Regions from separate parts of the Homo sapiens genome. Here all the other regions are linked to region 1. The links are chromatin loops, found by intact Hi-C in ENCODE. Cell type or tissue: IMR-90. All regions are shown on one strand.

Region 1 (8,000 bases):
TGCCATCTGAGGGGAAGCCATAGCATGTTAGCAAAGTCCAGGCCTCGCCGCTGCCTCTGGCTGGGCAGAGTGACAGAAGCCTCACTGAGAAGGAAATTTACAGCCTTCTCTGTCAGGAAACCTCTCAGAATTTCCAATTTTTCTCTATGCCAACTGTGTGCCTGGCATATTTATAACTTACTTATCTAGTCCTGAGGACATCTGGTTTCTCCAGCCTAGACAATAATCTTAAATATATCACCATTTCCCAAGATGTTTTGATCTTTCTGAAGCCCTCTTCCATCCATAAAAGAAGTGCAATTTCTCTATACTCTCTTTTTTGAACCAACATTATATACCATATTATTTTATGTAGAATTTTCCATATTCCCTTGACCCTCACATTTAATGTTCTCCTCTTTGGTCTAAACATTGATTTTGTTGCTTCTGTCTTGAATGAGATTTTCAGCACTTGATCCTTAATGATTCTTACCAGTAATGGGTATGGTCTCCTTGATTCACAGGTTAGTATCCACTAACACCTAATGAGGTTCTTAGGATGGGTGCAGTGAAGTGCTGTCTCCTGAGTGGTCCCCAAGGGACGTACAAACTCTTGTAGCCACACTTGAGCTCTCAAAGCTTGCACAACAGTGGGAAGAGCACTTAGCTGGGGGCCTGGAGACCTGGGTTATAGTCCTGACTCTTCAATCCCCACCCCTCAACTCCCCCAACCCCTCACCCCCATCTGCCTGGTAACCTGCCTGTGAGTGAATCTCACAGCCTGTTTCCTCCTCTTTTAACTGGGAGGATTGGATAAGATGGTCTTTAAATTCCATCCCAGCTTCAAAAAACACTAATTCTCATAAGTCCACATATTCAGTAAATGGGGGATTCTGGAAGTTACCTGTGAGTCGTGAATGAAAAGAATGAGAGGCAAGAGGCTCGAAGGATGTGCAAAGGACAGCATGCAATGTGCAGAAAAAAAAAAAAAAACGGTATTAGAATGTGGTTCCACCCTGGCTTCGAGGCTCCCTCCCCAGTCAAATTCTGGCACTTCCCCTAAGTGCTACATTAGGACTGAATTATTTTCATCAAAGACAGCAACCTGCAGATTCACAACCTCGTCTATGCCAAGAGTGTTGTTCTCCTATACACCCTGAAAGGTCTCCCATAGAGGGTACTCCTTATTTGACTTTTGGGAAAGGGAATCTCATCAAGCCAATAACTGAGGCCAGAATAGACAATTCAGGGATGCATACACTTAACGTGGCCACTTTCTTGCAGCCTCCACCGAGCCAAGGTACAGGATCCCTCTTTCTTGCCCTGTATTCAGATTCCCAGTATGTGGATGAAGGTGGGAGCAATTCCTTTCAGTTCTCTTGAACCTCGGGTCAAGAAGGAGACCTGTCTACGTCCCAGCTCTTTACTCCACATTAGGAAAAACTTGCTCTGTCTAAAGCTACACAGTCTTCCTCTGCTTCCACTGGCACCTAAGCAGAGGTTCCCTGGAACTCCAGACGGTGGCACACCCTGCGCTTAGAGACTTCCATCTCCGTTCTTGCCAGGCACACACAAGGAGCATGTTCCAATTCTCATCCAACAGGGACACCTGCAGCCAAGACTGTGCCCTTCCTGGCAGCTTTAGCTTTCTAATAACTGGCGTTTGCTTATTACTATTTTGTTACCTGACCTCAAGCTGACAATTCCCAGAGCTCGTTCCCAGCTTCAGCACTAACTGTCCCCTTATTAACAGCCAGAATCCTGAGTCACAGACAAGACCACCAATTCACTCATCTAGCCATGTCCTGCTGTCTTACTCATCCTTGCCTGAGCCATTCTCTTGCCCTGACCATATTCTGCTAGTGGCATGCGCCCCATCCCCACCCCAACCCCTATGGAAGCAGGAACTGGTGTCAACAACATGCCCTTCTCATTCTCTAAACCCACCTCAGAGTCTTGATCCTTCCCAGGACCACCATCATCTTTCCTGACCCTTGACCTTGCTTCATGATACTTGCCCAATGGCTGTCCCCAGCCACTCACCTCCCATTCTCATTTCCCATGACATCTCCCCTACCTTGTCCACCTTATTCATTTTGCTCTGGTTTTTCCCTGCCATCCATGACAGTAAGTGAGAATGAAGAGAAACAGAGACTAAAAACCAGTCATGGAGAGAAAGTGAGATCCAGCTCCTGGATCTGGGACAGATCCCCAGTGGGACCCTCTTTGCACACCTTCAGAATAATATTAAAGGCATCAGTGGTGCCCCCACTAGGTAGTAAGCATGTGTCCAGTTCCCACAAAAACCCCTTGAGTTGAACTGAAAACAGGAACTCAAACAAATGCACATATACCCATGTTTATAGCAGCATTATTCACAACAGCCAAAAGGTAGAAACAAACCAAATGTCCACCTATGGATAAAGGGATAAGCAAATTGTGGTATAGCCATACAGTGAAACATTCTTCAGCCATAAAAAGGAACACAGTACTGATAGATACCACAATGTGGACAAACCTTGGCCATGTTATGCTAAGTACAAGAAGCCAGACACAAAATGTCACACATTGTACGATTTCATTTATGTGAAATATTCAGAATAGGCAAATTCATAGAGACAGAAAGCAAATTAATGGTTGCAAGGGGCTGGGGTGGGAGGGCCAGTGGGGAGTGACTGCTTAATGAATGTAAAGTTTCCTTCAGGGGTAATAAAAATGTTTTGGAACTTGACATAGACGGTGGTTTATCAACATTGTGAATGTAATATACACTTTAAAATTGCTAATTTATGTTATGTGTATTCATCTCAATAAAATAAAACCCATGCACAGATGTTACTAGCTAGATTTAGTCATTCCACAATTATACATACTTCAAAACATCATGTTATACAAAGTAAATACATACAACTTTATCTGTCAATTTAAAAAAAAAATTTAAAGTGTGCTGGGCACGTAGTCATCCTGGTAAATTAGCAAAGGTTAAAAAAGAAAAACAAGCCTATGAGCTAGTTACTACTATTATTGGTATTTCACAGATAAAGAAATTAGGATGCAGAGAAATCAGGTAACTTGCCCAAGTCGCACGGAAACATGACTCACAGTAATCCACATGCTGTTAGAACTGTATGACCCTTGAAGATTCTCTAGTGCAACCTCATTTTGCAAACTTGGAAACTAAGGCTTGGGTTGGCAAAGTGACTTGCTCAAAAGTCCTGGCCAAGACCAAAACAGACGGCTTCTGATTCCTAAGGGCTCTTTCTGCTTCATCATGTTTGTGGTTTGTGAAATAACATATAAGAATCTCAAAGCACAGTTTGATGGTGCTTTCTCATAGGAAAGTGGGATCGAGTCCAGGAAGGCAAGAAACTGCCAGCCCAGTACCTCAGGCTGTCCCACCTCTTGAGGCTGACCCTACCCAGCGATGATGTTGGCAGTTTATTTCTGGAGTCTAATAAATTCAAGGGGAAAAAAGTCCATTCTCTCCTGCTAGCCTACCGTGAAACTTGAAATGCCCATAGTAAGCATCCCTTTTAATCATTGAATCACCCAGTTCACCAACCACTAGCTAACTGTATTGTGTACTCTTTTCGAGGCACTATGCTGGAATAGAGTGTGGGAGTGTGAGGAATTACTCAGAGGAGCAAGCCCTTGAATAGCCTAGAGTCTTCATTAGTTTGAATCCTGATCTCCTGTATTTAAGCAGAAGGGAAAAGTTTATTAAGCACCGGGGCTTTTAAGGAAGGCAGGATTGCACAGGATCTCAAGTGCATAAGGGAGATGCTCAGCTTTGAAGTTTCAATAAAGGCGCCAGGCACCAGGGCAAGAGTCAGTCCCCAAACATATGTCACCGACTTCATAGCAGTGCACAAAGTGTCTCTGCCTGTAGAAGACTCTGTCTGAACCTTAAAGATCCGGTGTGGTGACAACGGAGCGCATCCCTGTGCAAGGCGAAGAGGCTGCGCTCCCGACGCACTTGGCCGCAGCGCCACCACGTGTTCTCAGGCGTCTGCACATTCCCCCGGCCAGGCATGCGGTTCAGTCTCTGCCTTCCACACAGGTCTGCTAAGAGCTCAGGAAGCGCCATGCACTGTGCTAGGGGTAGGATGAAAGCAGGACCAAGACAACGCTTACAGCCTGGGGGCTGAGCAGGGGATGCAATCACAAGAGGACGGGAGGCTTACCTGGCCTGGGAGTGGGGCTTTCTGAGGACCTCTCAGAGGAGGTGATGTCTAAACTTTCATCCTAATGGAAGGTGGTAGTTATCGAGGCTGGGGACGTGGGGATAGAAGGATATTTTAGATAGCAGGTGTACCAACTACTCAGACTAAGGTGAGAGAGAAAACAATATAATTAGGAAAGTACAAGTATTTCAGTATGGTTGGAGAACAGAGGTATGGGTGGCAGGGGGAGATGAACAGTAGTGAAGATTCGGAGGAAGTAGGGAAAGGGGAATTGTGGGTAAAGATGAAACTGACCAGGCGGGCAGCCATCAGATCCCAAAGAGCCTGGGGTGCCAGGGTGGGATTTGGATTTTCTCCTGAGAGCAACAGGAGACCGCAAAGTTTTCTTAAAAAGGGAAAAATTCTTCTTAAAAAAGGAAAAAGTCTTCTTAAAAGGGGAAGAAGTCTTCTTAAAAAACAGGAGACCACAAAAAAGGGAAAAAGTCTTCTTAAAAAACAGGAGACCACAAAGTCTTCTGGCCGGGCGCGGTGGCTTACGCCTGTAATCCTAGCACTTTGGGAGGCAGAGACGGGCGGATCACCTGAGGTCAGGAGTTCAAGACCAGCCTGGCCAACATGGTGAAACTCCGTCTCTACCAATATACAAAAATTAGCCGGTCATGATGGCGGTTGCCTGTAATCCCAGCTACTCGGGAGGCTGAGGCAGGAGAATCGCTTGAACCCAGGAGACGGTGGTTACAGTGAGCCAAGATCGCGCCACTGCACTCCAGCCTGGGCGGCTGAGCTAGACTCCGTCTCAAAAAAAAAAAAAAAAAAACGAAAAAACGGGAAAGGCCGTTTGCATTGTAAAGTGAGAAGAATGGATAGGAAGGCGGGACAGGCTAGCCAATAGGAGACTGTTGTTTCCAGCTATGCTGCCTGGACCGTGTGGACGGAGAGAGAAGAAGAGATAGGAGATGGCCAGTGGCAGAACGTGCAGTTTGAGGGAGAGGGCGGACTCGGGGCTGGCATCCAGAGCTGTTGCTTGCGCTCTCCACTCTCACCCTCCAGTGGCTGGCAGCAAGGGAGGATATTCACAGAAGCCTGGAGATTTGGGGCAGAGGCAGAGTGTAGCTACGGTAGCAATGGTCCCATTAAGGCTGTCTCATTCCACTGTCCTCCCGGTGCACAACCAACTGCCACGCCAAACTCTCTCCCGCCTGGATTTTGCGAATTATTGTAGGAAGGATGTGGAAAGCTGTAAATGCATGGGGTCTGTATCTTCATGGTTCCCTCCGTAAGGTTCAGAGACAGATTTAAGAGGACCCTTGGAAGAGGGAACTGCTCTAGCCCTAGCCTGCATCTATTGACTTGTCTTTGGTGCTCCCTGGTGGCAGTAAGCTGAATTACATCTCTCTTCCTTTCTCTGTTCCTCTCCATCTGCAGCCAACTACCTGCAAACACAGAAGGGGATCTTATTGCTAAAGAGGCAACCCTAGAGATCGTTGATCCAGACACTATAAGGCACCAACGCTTTTACATCCTCTTTGTTGCAAAATCCAATGGAAACTTCTCACCTCACCCTCAGGAAACTCTCCCTCCTTTGACTTCTCTGACCGTACATTCCTGGTTTTCCTTTTTCAGGGAAAAGACCGTTCCTTGAAAGGGAACCGAAGCAGGTTTAGTCAGCTCGGATGAACTTAAGAGAAGAGCAGGGTTAGCCTGCGTTAAAGTGGAGAGGGAAGGACAGAATCAGGTAAATAGAAAGGGACAGCAAATGTGGTGTAGATGACAGAGGCGAGATGTGCTTGAGGAGGGGAAAGGAGGCTTCCCCGCTGGCAGGGATGTGCAGTCGCGATGGCTGGACCAGATTTTGCCTGGACAGTCTTCCTTTGCACCACACTGCTTGAGACAGCACGTACTGTGAGGAAGCTGTCCTGTTGAGGAAGTCCTGCAGGTCCAGCCTTGTGACAACAGCAGCCGTCTGCAGTCCAATTGTTCCGAGCCTCTGTCCCACCTCTTGATGCTGTTAAGCCCATTTTCCCCATAGCCAGACCATGTCATGATTTTTAACATTTTTAGGCATTTCTGTAATTCTTAGATACCTGTGCCATTACATTAGCTATTTTCAATAGCAAGGAACCTGGGGTTGCTATAATGATTCCATGTGCTTTGAAAACATTTTACTATGGGGAGAGAAGAAAGGAGAAAGGTATACAGTAGGCAGCTGTTGATGAGGCTTGTAGGGCATCAAGCTAGTTCCGAGAAGGTGGAAAACATTTGCCTTCTTTTAAATTCTCATCCAAGACAAAACATTCCCTATTTCTTCTAGCTCGGGCTTGATCCTGAGCACTGAGACCAGTCCCCCATAGGGATGGGGAACTTGATGTGGCTTTTGCTCTTTATCTCTGTACTTGGAAACTGGGTATAAGATTGAAATTTTGATTAAGACTTGGTGGACCTTTCAATACTTGAAATGTCATCCAGGTATGAGAAGAGATATACAACAGACCATGTCTGAAGGCAATTAATGGAAAAAATTAAACCATCTGCACTGGCTTTAGTCCATTCAATAAACTAGCTATTACTACACGGTAGATGGCAAAAACCCATAGTTCCTCAATAAGTTTCCCCTTGGAAAATGCCCTTCTAAAATAAATATTGCATTCCAGAGGTCTTAGTACAGTTGTGCTGCTAGAACAAAATACCATAGATGGGGTAATTTATAAACAAGAGAAATTTATTTCTCATTGTTTTGGAGGATGGGAAGTTCAAGATCAAGGTATCAGCTGATTTGGTGCCTGGCAAGGACTATTCTCTCGGCCTTTCAGATGGTACCTTGAACTATGGATCCTCCAGAGGGGATAAATGCTGTGTCTTCACATGGCAGAAGAGATGGAAGGGCAAAAAAGGGCTCAATAATTTGCAAAGCGACTTTTATTAACACCTTAATTTCATTCAGGAGGGATGAGTCCTTGTGACCTAACCAACTCCTGAAGACCACACCACTTAATACTATTGTATTGTGGATTCAGTTTCAACATGAATTTCAAACATTCAAACCATAGCACTAGGTGTTGAGTATAGCCTAGCAGGCGGCTAGGAAGTGAATAAATAGTGATGTCCTCCCGAAGAGACTGAAATTGAAGACTCTGACAGTTTGAATACGTGGCTTCTGCAGTACACAGAAGCCTCAGATAAGAGTGTGTGTCAGTGTTGTTGACATCGTGAGAGTTACTTCACGGAGCCCATTTGAGTTTGAATCAACTGAATGTGCCCTTAGTACCACAAGCTATGCAAGGCACTGTGCTAACTCTTCAGGTGATAATTATAGAGAAGTGCTTCTCAACTGGGTACAATCCCCCCCACCCCCAGGAGACATTTGATAATGCCTCCTGTGAGATATTTTTGGTTGTTGCAATGGAAGTAGGGTAGAGTGTTATTGGCATCTAATGGGTAGAGGCCAGGGATGCTGCTACACATTCTGCACAAGATACACAAGATGGCCCCTGGCAACAAAGAATTACCAGTCAGAGATGTCCGCAGTGCTGAAGTTGAGAAGCCCTGATATAGAGAAAGACCTGGGACCACCGTGGGTGCTGTTGAAAAACAAAGATGCCCACAGCACTCACCAAGCACAGTAAATTAGACTCTCTTGGTGTAGATGCTGCGGCTGGGCACTTTATTGTTTTTAGTTGGTTTTCCTGTATCCCTAAGTTTGAGAACATAAGCTACGGGAAATACAAGGTCACCCTCTAGTAAGAGGAGTAAGGCCTTATTATAACACAACACAGGGCAAGATAAAGGCATGAAGAGAAGAGGTAGTAAATACAGTTGTAACTATGCTGGGGGCCAAGT
Region 2 (8,000 bases), 150 kb before region 1:
TAAGGGAAAAAAACACGGTCAATATACAAGATGACAAAACCACAAAAATGTGGCATGGGGTATGCCGAGACACCTTTAACTACTCAGTGACTATTAACTACTAAGTATGATTTCCATCCCTTGTTTCTCTCATTTTCTCTCCCCTGTCCTTCCCATCTTACTACCACCCACTTCTAAAACCCCAACAATAAAATCTGAAGTCAGTTGAACACAGGGAGACTGTGGCATCAGGCAAGTCCAGGACAGATGCATCTCCCATATTGCCTGCCCTGCATCTGATTTCAGTGGTTTTCAGTATACTTCATCTTTCAGTTCATTCCATACATGATCCTTAGTGTAGCAAAATTCATTTATGCATATAACAAATGATTATTGACTTTCCACTCTGTGCCAAGTCCTGTGATAGTTGCTGGAGACACACATTTATATGTACAAACATAAACAAAAAATAAAACTCAGTCTCAAGGAAGAGAAATGCAATCACTGTTGCATGTTGACCTGTTGACAGCTGGGCCTGTAGTCACAGCTACTGAAGAGATTGAGGTGAAGGATCGATTGTGTTTGAATCCAGCCTGGGCAACATAGTGAGATCCTGTCTCAAAAAAAAATGTGATATTGGTGGTGGGCATATTGGGCAAAGGGGACATGAGGGGAGTTCCTGACTTACCAACGGAACTAATTCTTGAGCGGAATTGGAAGACTATGGATAAGTTTTTCCAGGGGAAAAATTGGCGTGAGAATGAAGAGGAGTATTACGTGCCATGGCAGAGAGAGGGGTAAGAGGCATATCAGCTTGTGAGTAGCTTAGGACCATGAGGCATGTTCTGGGAAGGAGCGACTTGGGAGATGGGGAGGCCACACCATGGAGGGTTATCTAGGCACTGCCAAGAATGTTCAATTCTTCCCTGGTGGCAACTGGGAGCTAGGGAAAATTATGAGCAGTAAAGTGATTATGATCACATCTGCAGGTAAGACAAATTACTCTGGATAGTGTGGAGGTGGATTTGGATTTGAGGTGGGGGAAGAGAGTTAGAAAAAGTAGGATTGAGGCTATTGCAACAGTTTAAGTGAGAGATAATCAGCACCCAAACTATGCGATGATGATGAAAAAAGCCAAAAAGAGAAACTGGAAAAATTTTGGAGATAAAATCCACCAACCAGATTATGTGCCAGGATCGGTAATAGGCCCAGGGGCACATGGAGTTTGCCCTGATTTTAGTGGTGCTGAGAAATACAATGGCAATGCCACCCCAGGTTCTAAAGTAAGGAGATAAGCACGGTCCCCACTCCCTTTTCAAAATTCAGAAATTACCTATGCGTGTTTTCACATTTCATTTATCAAAGAGTAGATTGCTACAAAGTGCAATAGATAAAAAGCTCAATTATAGTTTTGGTTCAGATAATTTCTCAAATGACTCTACCACATATTACATTTTGCTTTTCAGTGAGATGGATATCATCTTATCTATTCTGGTATATTAAACGTGCACCTAAAGCTTCACAAATTGAAGCACCAGTGGTTTCAAAGTGAATCTGTTCATTAGTAAATGCATGCACTGCAATATGTTAAAACATTCTTATTTCTCTTTGCAAATAGAAATAGCCACGCAATTTCGACTTGAACTGATAAAGACAAAAGCATTGGCTCTTCTTGAAGATTTAGTAACAAAGGTGGTTGATGTATATAAACTCATGGAAAAATGGCTTGGTGAGAGGTATTTGAATGAAATGGCCAGGTAAAGTACTACATGACTTTCTGAAAATATGCTTTGTGTATTCTAAGTACCAAAATTGATGAAGATTTTTAAGGTATTTACAAATTTAAGTTAGTTACAAATATAAATTTTGGCCTTTTAGGAAATCACGTGTATAAACAGATAATATGAGCTTTACTATCATGTTTGTATTAACTCTTTTCTAACAGTAAATCATGCATCAAAGGGTTCTATTGCTATATTAAACTTTGCACAATATTTATGAGTTTAGCTGTCATACTAATCAATGAGAACCTTATTTTACAAGGTAAGATTATAGGTAATTTAAAAATAGTTTTTAGAAGTAAAATAATCCTTGATACTTTTCCAATGGTAGATTTATTATCAGTCAGAGCCAATTAAGGGGAGATTAAAAAGTCATTCACTGGAATGTTTTACCAGCTAGACTGATTCTCTTGTAAGACCAACCCCAAGTTCTACTTTTCTGTTGAGTTCCAAAGACTTCCCAGACCTTTGTTGCTACTGAGGGGCAATGACTCTCATCCTGTTAGTTCAACCTTAAAAGGTACAAAGAGGCAGGTCAGCAGAGTGAGTCATGATTGTCCAGACCAGGAGCCCCATCTTGTCCACAAATTAGTAGCATGCTTGATTGCTCTGGGCCTCATTGGCTTCATCTATACAAGGAAACACTCCAGCCAGGCTATTTCAGAAGTTTACCCTAGATCTAGATTCCAAGATGCACTACAGTTTACAATAAACATTTACTGAAAACTTAGAAGTTGCTACACAAACAGTATTCAAAAGGCAATTATTCTTAGAAGCAACAATTTTCATGTAAAAAGCAGCTGTTATGGTTCGTTTTCTCTGGTCCTTGTCTCATAGTGAAGTTCTTTTGTAAAGTCTTCAGCCTAGTTGTTTAGAACTATTGCTCCATAGTAAAACAAACAAAGAAACATTAAACAGAATAAAAAATACAAACACAAGCATAAGTAAGCTTACTGCAGTAATGCTTAAAATCATTTTGCTACTGGATAACCAAGTCAGTTACTCATCAGCATCACACAGTAATAATATTCATTTCTGTTCTCTGCCTGCTATTTTGAAATGAAAGTCTATCTTCTTCATTTTTGGGACTCATGGCTCCCATCCATGTGGCCATCCAGTGTAAATGCATATTTTAGCAGATGTATTCATATTTCTCAGATTTATATTGTATATGTCTGCCCTGTGAATCTACAGATGCTGTCATGAACTGTGGCCACAAGAAGTTAAAACCTAGAAATGTGATACAAATAAATAAATAAATAAATAAATAAATAAATAAATAAATAAATAAATAGCTGGCAGATCCCTTTGACCTTCAAATCCTGTTCTTATTTTCCTGGCACTTTTTTCCTTCCGTTGTTAAGATTACTCTTAGTAACCTTCCACTAGGTGGCGCGCATCTGTTTTAGTATCCTGATGCCCAGTAAAGGTATTATTCTACTAGTCATGTTTTACAGAGTATCGTGCCGGGCTATGGTTGGGTCTCAATCCACATTTGGAGTCCCTCCTCACTCACGTAAACTCAGCAGCTATCCAGTGACCTCCTCTGTCCCCGAGCACGCAACCACCCTAAAAGCATAAACTAATTGGCTAACACGTATTACATGGACACTTACAAAGACAACATTCTGGAGTTGAATTCTAGAGTATCTTTTGAAAGACAGCAACTAATGCTACTTTTTAAATTTTCAGTTATATGTTCAGTATGTGGTATATTTGGTGCCTATGAATTATATAAAATGAGATCAAATATGCATTTTTCTGTGTTGCTCACTTTCATTGTAATATATAAACAAGATCCTTTCTTCAATACAGCGATAATGCACTTATTCATGTATAAAACTTCTCTAGCCTTTAAAATAATTTTTAAAAGGTCATTAACTATACCCCCAGTACAGTTTAAATCTTTGCCGTATATGAGTTCACATTAATAACCATAAGATAGGGAGTGTTGCGTTGTTGATTCCATTGCAAAGACAAGGAAATTCAGAGAGCCCAGGATCTCTGGCTAGAGAGTGTCCTAGGATGAGAACTCAGATTCCAGCACTCTTTCTACCGCATCATAGTGGTTCCCAGCTGTTGCTGCTTTACCATGTTATCTAGCTAGGAATTGTTATTCTTCATGAAGATAGCAAAGCAATTTCAATGGATTATATACAACAGAGGCTATTCTGACATCTTTGTTTTAGATAACATCAAACTTCTTTGACAGAAATAGAGAAAAGCCACTCTTCTAGAAATACATTATTGAACTTGATTCACTTTATAATTCATCCTAATTCCAAATAAATGTAATTCTAATAGTCATGTTTTACAGAGTATTATGCCATATAACCTTATTCTGGTTCATACTTAGTATGAAATATAACCCTTGATATAGTCTTGCTTACATAGTAAAATATATTCTAATACTAATAAAAACTATATTTAATAGGTTCTCTTTAAGTTCAGTTTTGTGTAAAATGTGTAACTAGTAGCTGTTTAATAAGCATGCATTTTCTATTTAATCTGCATTTATTTATACCCTGCCTTTTTACAAAATAGATTTGGGGACAAATTGAAATTTATAAGCATGCAGATGGAGTTGTCTAAGAGCTATATAATCTGTTTACTTTTGTGTATATGTCTTATAAGCAAACTTTATTAATCTAATAGTATCTTTCATGGGGTTAACGCTATCCATTTTACCACTTTCAGTACAGAAAAATTAACTGACGTAGCTCGCTATCACATTGAAACATCTACAAAAATTCAGAATGAACTTTATTTAAGCCAAGAAGACTTCTTCATTAATGGCAATATAAAAGTCTTCCCAGATCCTCCCCCATCAATACGTCCTCCACCTGTAGAAAAGGAAGAAGATGGTACCCTGACCATTGAACAGCTTGACAGTCTTCGAGATCAGTTCTTAGATATGGCACCTAAAGGTAGGAAAAATAATTATCATGAAAAGAGCACAAAAAAAGGTTAAGATTAACCAGGACAGAAATCACTTGCCAACAAGTAAAATCAGCTCTATGGGATCATGTGGCACTAAAACATGCCCTTGCTTTGTTCTAGTTTATTAAATATTTGTTTCATACAACATAGACCCTAATTAAACAAGCAGGACCCACTGTGAATAATGCTTGAGCAGTGTGGTGGTCCTCATTCCTGGTAATTCCTCTCTCCTGTCCTCCCCGACCCTTGCTGACAAGTTTGTATATTTGAGTATTACTCCACCTGGCAGCTTACAGAAAGACTTTGTGCATACTTCTAGTTTAGATTTTATATTGAGATTATGAGTTTGTGTTTCTGTGAGGGGAGACCAGGCAGTAGAAGATTTCCCTTTTATGTTGGCCTTTTCCCTCAGTGCTTGTAGACCATAAGCAGAATCAAATAAGCTGTTAGAAAATGTTTGCTTAATTAATTAGTCGGTTTGTTCATATGTATGTGTAAATGTTTTCTGCACACAACAATTTTATCTCTTTCACATTTTATCAGCATGGACCTACAGCATCTGCACAGGCTTTTTTTATTCAGCCTTTTCCTACTTCCAGATATTCTTCAATGAGTTCTGTCGATTGATAGCACAAGTAATTCAGACAGATCACATAGGATTATCATCTCCACTTTAAAGGTCTAGATACTGACTCACAGAGGAGTTTAGCAGATTTTTTGCCTATGGTCATATATCATTCAGAACTCTGCAGATCCAAAGTTCTTGCCCCTTCTCACTGAACTAAGTTGCCTCTCATAAGCAGATTTCTTTTACTTTTCAACATATACTACTTATTGGGAAATTATTACTTTTCCCTGTAGCATAGTCAACTGACTTTAGTATTAATACAATGTTACTTTTTAAAAAAGTCCAGTATTTCCAGAAATTCACATCATATATCATTAGTAAAAAGAGCATTACTCTAAGTCCGAAAGCTTCCTTGCCAAGCCCAATAGGTGAAATTGGTGTATGTGTGTGTGCCTGGGTGAACCTTGCGCTTTGATGTGTCAGCTCATCAAATCAGCTAGAGCAGGCTTTACAGCTCCAAGGTATAAAAGCCCACACTTCAGCTGTGGAGGGACGGAGGTGCCATTTGGCAGCATTTGGGCACGAAGGAAACATGGCCATCAGCAGGTACAAAAAATCTCGACTTTACAAATCAGTCCATGAAATTCCTTCAGTCCTTTAGTCAGACAGAGTGCACCCTCTTCTACATGGTGCGAGCTCCACAATGCCCTGTTATTATGTACTTCCCTCTTCAGAGTTGCTTTTTCTCTTCATTTTATCCAGGCCATTATTTTACACATAAAATAAAAAGATAAGTGTAAGTGGATTCTAAACATGACATGTGGTTTGCTTTAATCCTACACTCTGGTGACTGGGAGGAAATCACTCAATTAATAGGTAAAAACTAAAGGCATCTGGGGACACTTGAATAGGTAGAAGTGGATTTTGAAAATTATCATCCACTTACAATATATCTTTCAGCAGGGACCCTAGTATCCATGATGCTAATCATAATACTTTCTTGGATCCAACCTCAAATCCAGAGCTCATATTTCCACTAAAAATTTAAAAATAAATTTTAAAAAATAGCAGCTATAACTTGACATGTGTCTCAGAAGATTAACTCTAGAAACCCTTGGGACACAAAGATGTCAACAGATAAATGTTTTCAGACTATGGGAGAAATAAGAAGGGAGGGAGAGGAAGTAAAGGAAGGGAGGGAGGGAGAAACGGAGTTGTTTTTTTTTTAATTTTTATTTTTTTAAAAGCAGAGTAAAAGGAAACCATTTGCCCTAGGAGCTGAGAGTTTAATTTGAAAAGGCAAGCAAAGAGGAAGGAAATATGAACAACTATTTGAGTTCTTTCTGGGACACAGTATGAATGTTATTCAAGTGCTCAAGAATGCAAAGCATCAGTGTGCCCTGAAATTGGTCAGGGAAAAGTCTGTGGAGCAAAACTTTGGAGGGAGAAATTGAAGAGGGTAAAGAGATTTTGTGGCAAGGCTACAGAGAATGTTTACAGTTAGGGGAACAGCTGCTGGAAACTCTGTAGACAAGAAGCGTGAGGATAGGAGCATGATGTTTGGGAAATGTTTAGGAGACTGCTCTGCTTTTCTTTCTCCAACTGCATGAACTCCAGGCGAGTAGAAGAGGAGGCTTTCTCTGTGTGAGGAACCACCTCCTCCCACCCAAGCTGGAGAATTAACCCATATGCAAGAATAACAGTTGTAATTACCACAGAATTTACAAGGCTATACAATACGGTAGGATTTGGGGATTGTGATGATTCAAAGTGAGTTATGTATGGTCTATGGGCAAACAGTTTAAACTCTTTTCTCTATTAGCTCAATTATACCATTTGAAAAAATATATATTGCATATATTGCTTTTTAGGTATATCTAAAATAATTAATAAGTGTTGGGAATTTGATTGACAGGAGTAACGTTCATTGTTATTATTCTTGCTATTCTTATAGAGGGCAGGGAAAAGTATTACTCCATTTTTCTGCATCCCAGAGTCACAGAATTGGAGGTTCTCTACTGATACTCTTGAAATCAGGCTCCAAACATTGACAATGGCCCTGCCTGAGGAAACCCATTAACTGCCACTCACCCCTTTTCCCCATCTCTTCTGGCCCCACAAAGTATACTCTGGCTTTTTTGTTTTTCTACCCCGGTTTGGCAATTGTTCACTTAAGAAACATGACACACACCCATCCGTCTTTTAAATGAAGGCTTTTGTTGTATTTCTTCCAAGAAATGGAAAACAATCCTTTATGATACCTTCCACTGTATTTACCCTAGAACTCTATAATTTCAAAACACAATCTTAGTGAGTGATAGCAGGTTTGAAAGTGTGGAGGAGCTGGCTGAACATGTGTGTTTCAAATGTGTGATCCTGCAGAACTTCCTGCTCAAACTTGCTATTATTTCTATGCCAAGAAATAAAAACATTTTCCTATATTATTTCATATATGCCCATGCAATCCATAATATCTAAGATGCAACTTTCAAGTTCACTAAAATATATTAAAACAGATGGATTTTTTTGGGAGGGAAGCATACATATTTATTTGCATATAACAGCCATTATGTTACTAGGCCCATGGTAGGATTTTTTAGCAGATTTATAAAAAGCACTGATGTTACTAAATTACACTTTGCATGTTTTAATCATGCCACACAAATACAAGTATTGGATTATTATTTAATCTTTGATTAGAACAATGACTGAATGCTTTAAATACTTGCAAC
Region 3 (8,000 bases), 840 kb before region 1:
TGCAGCAGCTATTTCACATACGTGTTGAATTACTTTTCGTTTTTTAAAAAAGGGTTCAAGAGGACAAAAACTGATGTTGGTCCATTTCAGACTGCACCAAGTCAGCAATAAAGTGAAGTGACGTTGAGAGGAGGTATTTCAAGCCCACGTGGCTCAGTAGGCTGCTCACATTTAGACTCAGGAACCTCAGCTCAAGATACACTGCACAGGGGTGGAGGCTTGTTCAATTCTGGTTGCATCTGAGTTCCTGAAATCTGTTTACATGATGTCCCTTTGGATTTCAGCCGGGATGACAGTTTTGTGTACAACAAAGTGCAGTCATTGGAAAGTGGGCCAGCTGTCTCTACCAGCAACTAAATATTTTCCTTTCTGAAGAAGAATGCAGCTCTCCCATGATTTTCAGGAGGGTCTCACTGTCAGCGTAACAAAATGCTTGCACAGAGATGATCTGGTTTAGCCCTCATTTCAACCTTAGGTCCCAATATGTCTTCTAGGAGATGGTGGCTCTTGGATGAGCAATGTGCTAAGGAAAAAACCTCACCTTCTTTTCCCTACAAGGTTCTTTATTTTCTTGAACATGAAACAAGTTTGAAAACCTAATATACCACATTTGTCAAGGATTGTATGGTACCACTTCACACGATCCTACTTATTTTGCAAAAGTGACATGTTTAGTTAAAAAAAATACAAATGGCATAAGAATTATAGATGAGCATTTAAGATTAACTAGCAATTAAGAAACACTTCTATGGGGCCTCAGGCTGCAACCTAAGCTGTGAGAGGGGATTTGAAACATTACATCAATATTGGGTCCATTTAACCATTTGACCCTTCTGCTGGTGACAGAAACAGATTGATGGGACCCAAGCAAGTGATGAAGTCTCAGGGTGAGGAGACCTAGGGTGGATGCTCAGAAATGCCAAGCATCAGCATCCAGTAACACTGATATTGTACTGCTATGGCTGGTAACCTTATGTATATTGACACAGCTCTTAACAGACATTAACAGGAGAATGTGGGCATGGACCTTAGACTCCCCTTTCCCCGGTGGTATGAACCTTACTGGTGTAAATTCAGGGATGTGCTGTCACTCAGAACCAGTGTTTCTTTGGCCTGGAGAATGGGAGTACTCATGTGGGGTTTCATAGGAGAGAAGGGAACTTCTTACCCTTCCCTGTGGTAAGTCAGTGAATAATTGGTAGGAAGTCCTCCATCTGTCCCAGGCCTCCACCAGCAGGTGAATGTTTCCTTATTGGGAGAACGACATTTAAAGATCTCAGGTTTTCCAGGAGGTAACTGTCCTAGAAAAAGCCAGAAGCCACTGCATCAATATTGAGGTCCATTTAACCATTTGACCCTTCTGCTGGTGACAGAAACAGATTGATGGACCAAAGCCAGCGATGAAGTCTCAGGCTGAGGAGACCTAGGGTGGATGCTCAGGAATGCCAAGCATCAGCATCCAGCAACACTCCTCTGTGGGCTGCCCTGATGTTGGCATTGCTCTTAGAGAGCATTTTGCTGGTGTGTGTGTGTGTGTGTGTGTGTGTGTCTGTGTACTTTGAGATGGAGATAACAATAGCCTAGTGACCAACTGCAAAATTTCAACAAAGAATGAGCCTTGAATGCAAGATAGACACATATTGGTTGAAGAGTGTGTGGTGGCCCTTTTGTAATCCCACAAGGTCTGTAAAGCTGATACCCTCCCTCAGCCTAAGGGAACCATACAAAGAATCCTTCCCAGGTATGAGCAATCCGCAGACACTCTGGCAAAACACCGCTCTATGGCACTTCTCCACTCAGCTCACCAATCTCCATCTTTCTGCCATCCCCACACAATGAACTCAACTTGTTCCTGATCTTCTGTCCGTTCACTACATCGCTAAAGCTCCCTGTATCTGGGCATCCTTTCCTTCCTCTTTCCCCATCTTCTCCTTTCCTTCCCCTTTCCCTTCACTTTTTCTTGATTTTTTTTGGGATGGAGTCTCACTCTATCGCCCAGGCTGGAGTGCAGTGGTGCGATCTTGGCTCACTGCAACCTCCACCTCCTGGGTTCAAGCAATTCTGCCTCAGCCTCCTGAGCAGCTGGGATTACAGGTGCACACCACCACACCCGGCTAAGTTTTTGTATTTTTAGTAGAAATGGGGTTTCACCATGTTGGTCAGGCTGGTCTTGAACTCCTGACCTCGTGCTCTGCCCACCTTGGCCTCCCAAACTGCTGGGATTAAAGGCATGAGCTACTGCACCTGGCCACTTTTCCTTGATTTTATTCAGCTTTGATCTTGTGACCCAGACTCACAGTCTGTCTCCTCATCCACCCCATCCCCATTTCTGAATCTTGGTTTTTAGTCCTTTTTTTTCTCTTAGATTTTCCTCTCTTTCCTTTGTGTGTGTGTGTGTGTGTGTGTGTGTGTGTGTGTGGTGAGGTTGCAAAGGGCTTCCTTTGGATACGTAGGGCTTCAAGAGTGTGTGGCCCTTTTGTAATCCCATAGGGTCTATAAAACTATAATTTGATGGATCTTTTTGGGGTAGGAGGTGTGGTAAGAGGTAGGAGAGTAGCCAGCTCCTCTCCTGGTTCTGAGCAACCACTGTTATCTAAGAGCTGTACCCAGTTCCAGACTGGATGCTAGAAGGTCTCAGTGAGGTGGTGTGAAAATATAACACCAAGAGTGTAAAATTTTTTAGTTGCCAAATCCCCAAAGCTCTTGGCAAGCGGGCTCCCATTTCTCTTGCTTGGATGTCAGGTTCAAAGAGGGACAGCAGAGCCCTGGGAATTTGCCCTGATACTGTGGGGCTGGGAAGCCACCATGCTCGCCTACATGACTTCAGCTGATCCTCTTTTTTGTCTAGCTGGATGCCCTAGCATTGAGTTTAGGATATCAGGAGCAGAGAGGAGCGCTTTCAGATATGGGTCAGCACCTCCGGGGGTTCTCTCTGTTTTCTCCTCTACCCCTCATGCAGGCTCCAAGGCCAGAGTTTCTAGCTGAGCACCAGAGCAGAAACAGCAGGTTAGGAGGAGACCTCAGTGAGGAGAAATGCGTGGGAAGAGGATTCTCTAGGCAGAGCTGGCCAGAAAGAGGAATTTAGTGGAATGGCATGCTGTGGGACACAGGCTGGAGCCCAGGACACCAGGCTAGTAGTGTCAGCTGAAACTCACCTACCCTCCTGCTCACAGGCCCTGCTAAAACCCGTCCTTGCCAGCCCGGGTCAGCTCTGCCAATATTTGTAACATTGCTCATCCTCTAGGAACAATTTATTCAGGATAATGTGTTGCTGGGAGTTACAGCAAGAATGCAAGTTTTTGTTTTGCTTTGCTTTTGTCATGAGTGGGGAGAAGTGTGTGAAGTAGAAAGAAAAGTTTATTTAAAAAGTTTAAAGCCTATGGTTCCATAATGAGCACACTCGGAAGCCAATTAGGGTGATCATTGATTTCTTGAGTATTTAGTTTCTCTTGTGGGTCATTCTGACCTCTGCTTTCCCCTTTTTCTCTCTCTGAAAGCTTCTCTTTCTTATTTTACTGTTTATTAATAGTACCTTCAGGAAGCTCAAGAGAGGAGGGTAGATTTGTAAAATTACAATTAGACAAATGTTTCCTTCATCTGCATTAGAGGAACAAGTTAACATTAATGGACTTTCTCAATGCACAGAAACACGGAGAAAACCACACAGGAACCACATATACAGGTATGTAGATGCCCACACAGAGCCCGCATCAAAAGTACACACACCACACACACACACAAAAATATACACAGGTGCATACTCATGGAAGTACATACTTGTATGCACACAGGTACCTGCAGAGAAGTGTGCACATACGGATATACACAGAACACACACAGACATACATAAAAGTATATACATACAGGTTCAGACAGAGAGACATTTGAAATCAGGTCCATATAGAAAAGTTAATATATACACAGGTACATATAGAAGTCTGCACACCCAGAAATGCACATGGGTTGACATACAGAAGTGTATAGTCACAGGCACCCACCCTCTCATTTAGCTGTGGACTTCATTTCTCCTGTTAGCACAGATAATAGAGTCGGCTGTACCTGCTTCCCGCCATGTAACAGCAACCTCTTATATCCCATTATGGTTTTTTAAAGAGTTTTCATATACATTATTTCATCTGCAGTAGAGGAAACATCACTGTCCTCACTTTGAGAATTTGGAAACCCAGAGAGTTAGGTAATTGGCTCTAGGTCACACAGCTAGAAACTGGCAGGACCTGGATTAGAACTCAGGTCCTGTCTTCTTCAGAGCTGTTTCATTACACTCCTGAAATGAGGACAAAAGGCAGAGAGCACAGTGACAAGATTTTGCATTAATTGCATTAATTTTTCTGCATTAACTTTAATGCAAAATATTGCAAATAATTTAACAGCAGCACATAACACAGCATTTTCATTTTTCATAATGGCATTGCAAGAAGACTGCATGGACTCTCCACCCTGTTGACAAACACCCCAGGCAATGAAAGAGAGCGTGATAGCCTCTTACTTACCATTCAGAAGGCAGGTGTTGAGAAAAAGTAGCAGAGTGAAAACGGTTGCAGATGCCACATTTTCCTTCATGTTGGCTGCCTTCTCTTGCTGCAGGAAATGTATCAGAAGTTCACTGGAAGAGAAGGTAGCAGGTAACTTTTGTGAAATGGCAGTCTGGTCAGGCACATCCACCACTTTATTCTGGGTATTTGCAACTGATTGTTGCTCCTTGCTTAATGTGAATGACAAAATAGGAGGAAAGGAATGTAGGAAAATGTAACAGGGTTGGATGGCTTGGCACAGAAACATCAATTCACACACGCTGGGAAAATTTCCACCACCAGAGGTCCTCAGATGACAAGGTAGAGAGTTCAAGGGGCAGCAAGGCAGTCAGTTCCTTTGCACACACCCCAGAGAAAAATTGTTCTCTTTCCACCCCATAGCCACCTAACAATATATCATCCATCTTATGTAACATAGATTGTATGTCCTATGGGAGAATCCTACGAGGGCTCTTGCTCTGGTCCATCAGCCAAAAATTGTCCAGGCTGAAAAGTCAGTACCCTCAGTACAATCTCAACATAACCATGCTGATTCCACCAAATTAGGGAGGCTTTGAAGGTTCAAGCTGAGAAGGTTCTGGAAGTCTTCTGGGTTATATGCATTACCGCAAAGCGAACCACACAATGCACTCTAGTGAACCTCCACGTGGTTTCTTTCTCCTGTTTGGAAAGCCCCATAAACAAAAGGTAATAAATTCTGGTAATAATTTAAATTCCTTGGGTTCAGAGTATTAAGTAAATTCTGAACCTGCAGGGGTTGGGAGTTTGGAATAATTTATTATTAATACTAATATTATTACCCTTGGAACAACGTTCAAAGCCTCTAAATGGCCTTGTAAGAAAAAAGGATTTTTAAAGACATTTGGAAAAAAAGGCTCATTAGTCTTGTTGGACTTCAAACAACTGAGAAAACAATAGATTTAATGAACTAAGTGTAAATTCTTAGAAATGCACGGCCTAAATTTCTCTTTAAATTTTTATTGTTTCATTTTGTTGTTGTTGTTGTTGTTGTTGTTTTAATCAAGGGAAGAACATTCAGGATCAAAGCTGCCGATCTTGGGACATTTGAAACGTCTGAGTGTGTTTGATGAGCCCCTGAAAGACCAGCTTTTGCTACTGCTCCTTGTGGGACGTACTCAGACATGGAGAAACGATAGCAACAGTAGAGGTTTGGGCACCCAGGTACCATCAATTAGCTCTTTTTTTTTTTTTTTTTTTTTTTTTTTTTTTTTTTTTGAGACAGAGTCTCGCTCTTTCGCCCAGGCTGGAGTGCAGTGGCGCGATCTGGGCTCACTGCAAGCTCCGCTTACTGGATTCACGCCATTCTCCTGCCTCGGCCTCCCGAGTAGCTGGGACTACAGGAGCCCCCCACGATGCCCGGCTAATTTTTTTTGTATTTTTAGTAGAGACGGGGTTTCACCGTGTTAGCCAGGATGGTCTCGCTCTCCTGAACTCGTGATCCACCTGCCTCGGCCTCCCAAAGTGTTGGGATTACAGGCGTGAGCCACCGTGCCCGGCCAAGTAGCTCTTTCATAATGAGGCTCCAGCTTCAGTAAAGGATCCCGGTCCAGTGGTGGATCCTGTGAGGTGACCCGTATTTTGTTCTTTTGGGGACCTTCTACCTGCTCCTACAAGATTCCTTCCAAGCAAATGCCCTCCCAGGGTGCACTTTCTAAATCACCCACTGCATCTCACCCCTGAGGGTCATCTAATTAAAATCAAGTGGTTAAAGACTCCTACTGGGTTTAAAATAATGCCTAACACTTCTGGAGCATCTATTATGGGCAGGCACTGGGGAAAGTTAAGTACCTTAATCATGTAAATTTCATTTTGTCATCACAACAGCCCCGTGAGCAGCTACAGGTTTTAACAGATGAGCAAATGGAAGTACAGAGATTTAGTAGATTGTCAGTCAAATGCCCATGGGGGAAAGATACTTGGGAAACCTGAGAGCCACTGAGAGATCATCCTGACTTGTGGAAAGTCTGTGATGGGGGTGCAATTATTCCCCCTCTGTGGGAGAGACGGTGGAGACAACAGCCACTGACCCACAGTGAGCAACATCAAGCCTTGGGTGAGTGTGGCATTCTGAGTAGGGGCAGGAGAGCCAGAGCCGAGAGAGGCCTTCTCAGCTACTGCCCTACTTACGCCCAAGGACCTTAAATACTGTTGATCTCATGAATCCAGCCTCATTAGGTACATATAGCCCCAAATAGTTCTTTATCCTGCTGATCTGGTGATCTCAGCCTGGCTTAGAGATGAGAGTCTATCCACTGGCTGAAGACTTTCTATAATATCCCTTTATTGAGACTTCCTTTCTCTTTTGGGCGTTGCACTAACATGCTTAAGATCAACATGCTATAAATCAGACCTTCCTGGTGAGGTTGGGTGCTATCTAGAGAGCTTTGTCGAAGCAGGGCTCCATGCGTTTTGCAAAAGAAACTCTGGGATGGGAAGCAGAGTGGGTCAGGCAGCAGTAGATATTAGATATTGTCATCTGCTTACATGTTCTCATGTGCTAGTACAGGATCAAAGAAACTCTCCTAAATAAAGTTTTCCTATAATAATGTCTTCAGGAAGTATTCTATGAATGAAAAAAAGCTTCCCTTTGGGATTTCCTGAGACACATCCTGGAATCTAGTTACTATTATGCACTTTCTAATGCCTAAAACCCCCATGCCAGGGAATTAGACATACTCACAGTGGTGTCACGGTTGTGTTTCAACAGTGATTTTCCAACTCATCCTGCATTTTCTTCCCAGGAAGGCAAACATAATGGAGGTAATTTAACCTTTAGAGAAAGACAATCACAACTTCTCACCCCTAAAGGGGCTATGCTAAATGTTAATTAACTCTGAACACACAAGGAGATGCTTCTCAGCACTAGGCACATCTCTTGTTTATCCACCGACCTTTTTTTTTCTTTTTATGGCTGGCAGACACTAAGCTGGGGATAAATTAGGTTTTTGTCTCTCTGAGTCCACCCTGCATTGCACTCAAGATCTTGATCGAGGGCAGGCGTGGCCCTTCTTATTCTCTCCCAATTGGGACTGGAATATCCAATGAGGGGCCTCATCTTTTTAAGATGTTATAGCAGCAAATGGCTCCAAATATTTGCAGTTCAGTTAGCAAAAAGTCAGCCCCACACATCCTGGGGACTATCATCTTAGGCATCACTCCTCAGCAGCTCCTTGGTTTTGACTGAGGGTTAAAAATGCAAGTGGTGGATCTGAAGAGCAGGTTTATAGCAAGTTTGCAGCCCCCACACCTTGCCTGTGGCTAGCTGCCTTGGTTTCCTTGCTTCCCAATCTTCAAAGACTCTCTTACCCTTAAGCTCCTCCCCTTACCATATGCAAATATGCCTTCCCACCACACTGTGGCCCACCGTGGTATGAACGCCAAGAAAAGTCCCTTCTCCCTTGTGTTGCTTGGCATCAATGCTGATCC

The links. A loop is a pair of places that touch in the nucleus more often than their neighbours do. Peaks named below come from ENCODE experiments on the same cell type or tissue, not always from the same donor. Only the 100,000 strongest peaks of a DNase experiment are listed, where the experiment ranks them.
Region 2: a loop joins it to region 1, with 6 times the contacts of the local background. A loop is called at or near these places in 94 of 110 quality-filtered maps.
Region 3: it touches region 1 in a loop (19-fold over the local background); 68 of 110 quality-filtered maps call a loop at or near these places.

Annotation. Positions count from the first base shown.
Region 1 is chr5:35,921,115-35,929,114 of GRCh38, forward strand. CAPSL (calcyphosine like) reads right to left here. Exons shown (of 5, transcript NM_001042625.2): 2 at 1-6. The coding sequence starts at 6. Among named protein-coding and RNA genes, the nearest start is that of CAPSL, 14 kb to the right of the region's middle. RefSeq lists a silencer at 3,813-4,107 and enhancers at 5,305-5,354, 5,445-5,524. In IMR-90, CTCF peaks have their summits at 3,967 and 5,526 (motif pointing left); DNase peaks (open chromatin) are centred at 3,217 and 3,977; H3K27ac peaks cover 449 bases.
Region 2 is chr5:35,774,660-35,782,659 of GRCh38, forward strand. It overlaps SPEF2 (sperm flagellar 2), which reads left to right. Exons shown (of 37, transcript NM_024867.4): 29 at 1,598-1,736; 30 at 4,458-4,687. Among named protein-coding and RNA genes, the nearest start is that of IL7R, 78 kb to the right of the region's middle. In IMR-90, a CTCF peak has its summit at 3,137 (motif pointing right); DNase peaks (open chromatin) are centred at 3,132 and 6,732; H3K27ac peaks cover 1,417 bases.
Region 3 is chr5:35,085,040-35,093,039 of GRCh38, forward strand. PRLR (prolactin receptor) reads right to left here. Exons shown (of 10, transcript NM_000949.7): 3 at 4,512-4,624; 4 at 1,169-1,301. The coding sequence starts at 4,581. Among named protein-coding and RNA genes, the nearest start is that of AGXT2, 41 kb to the left of the region's middle. RefSeq lists an enhancer at 4,433-4,934. In IMR-90, a CTCF peak has its summit at 4,835; a DNase peak (open chromatin) is centred at 4,832; H3K27me3 peaks cover 587 bases.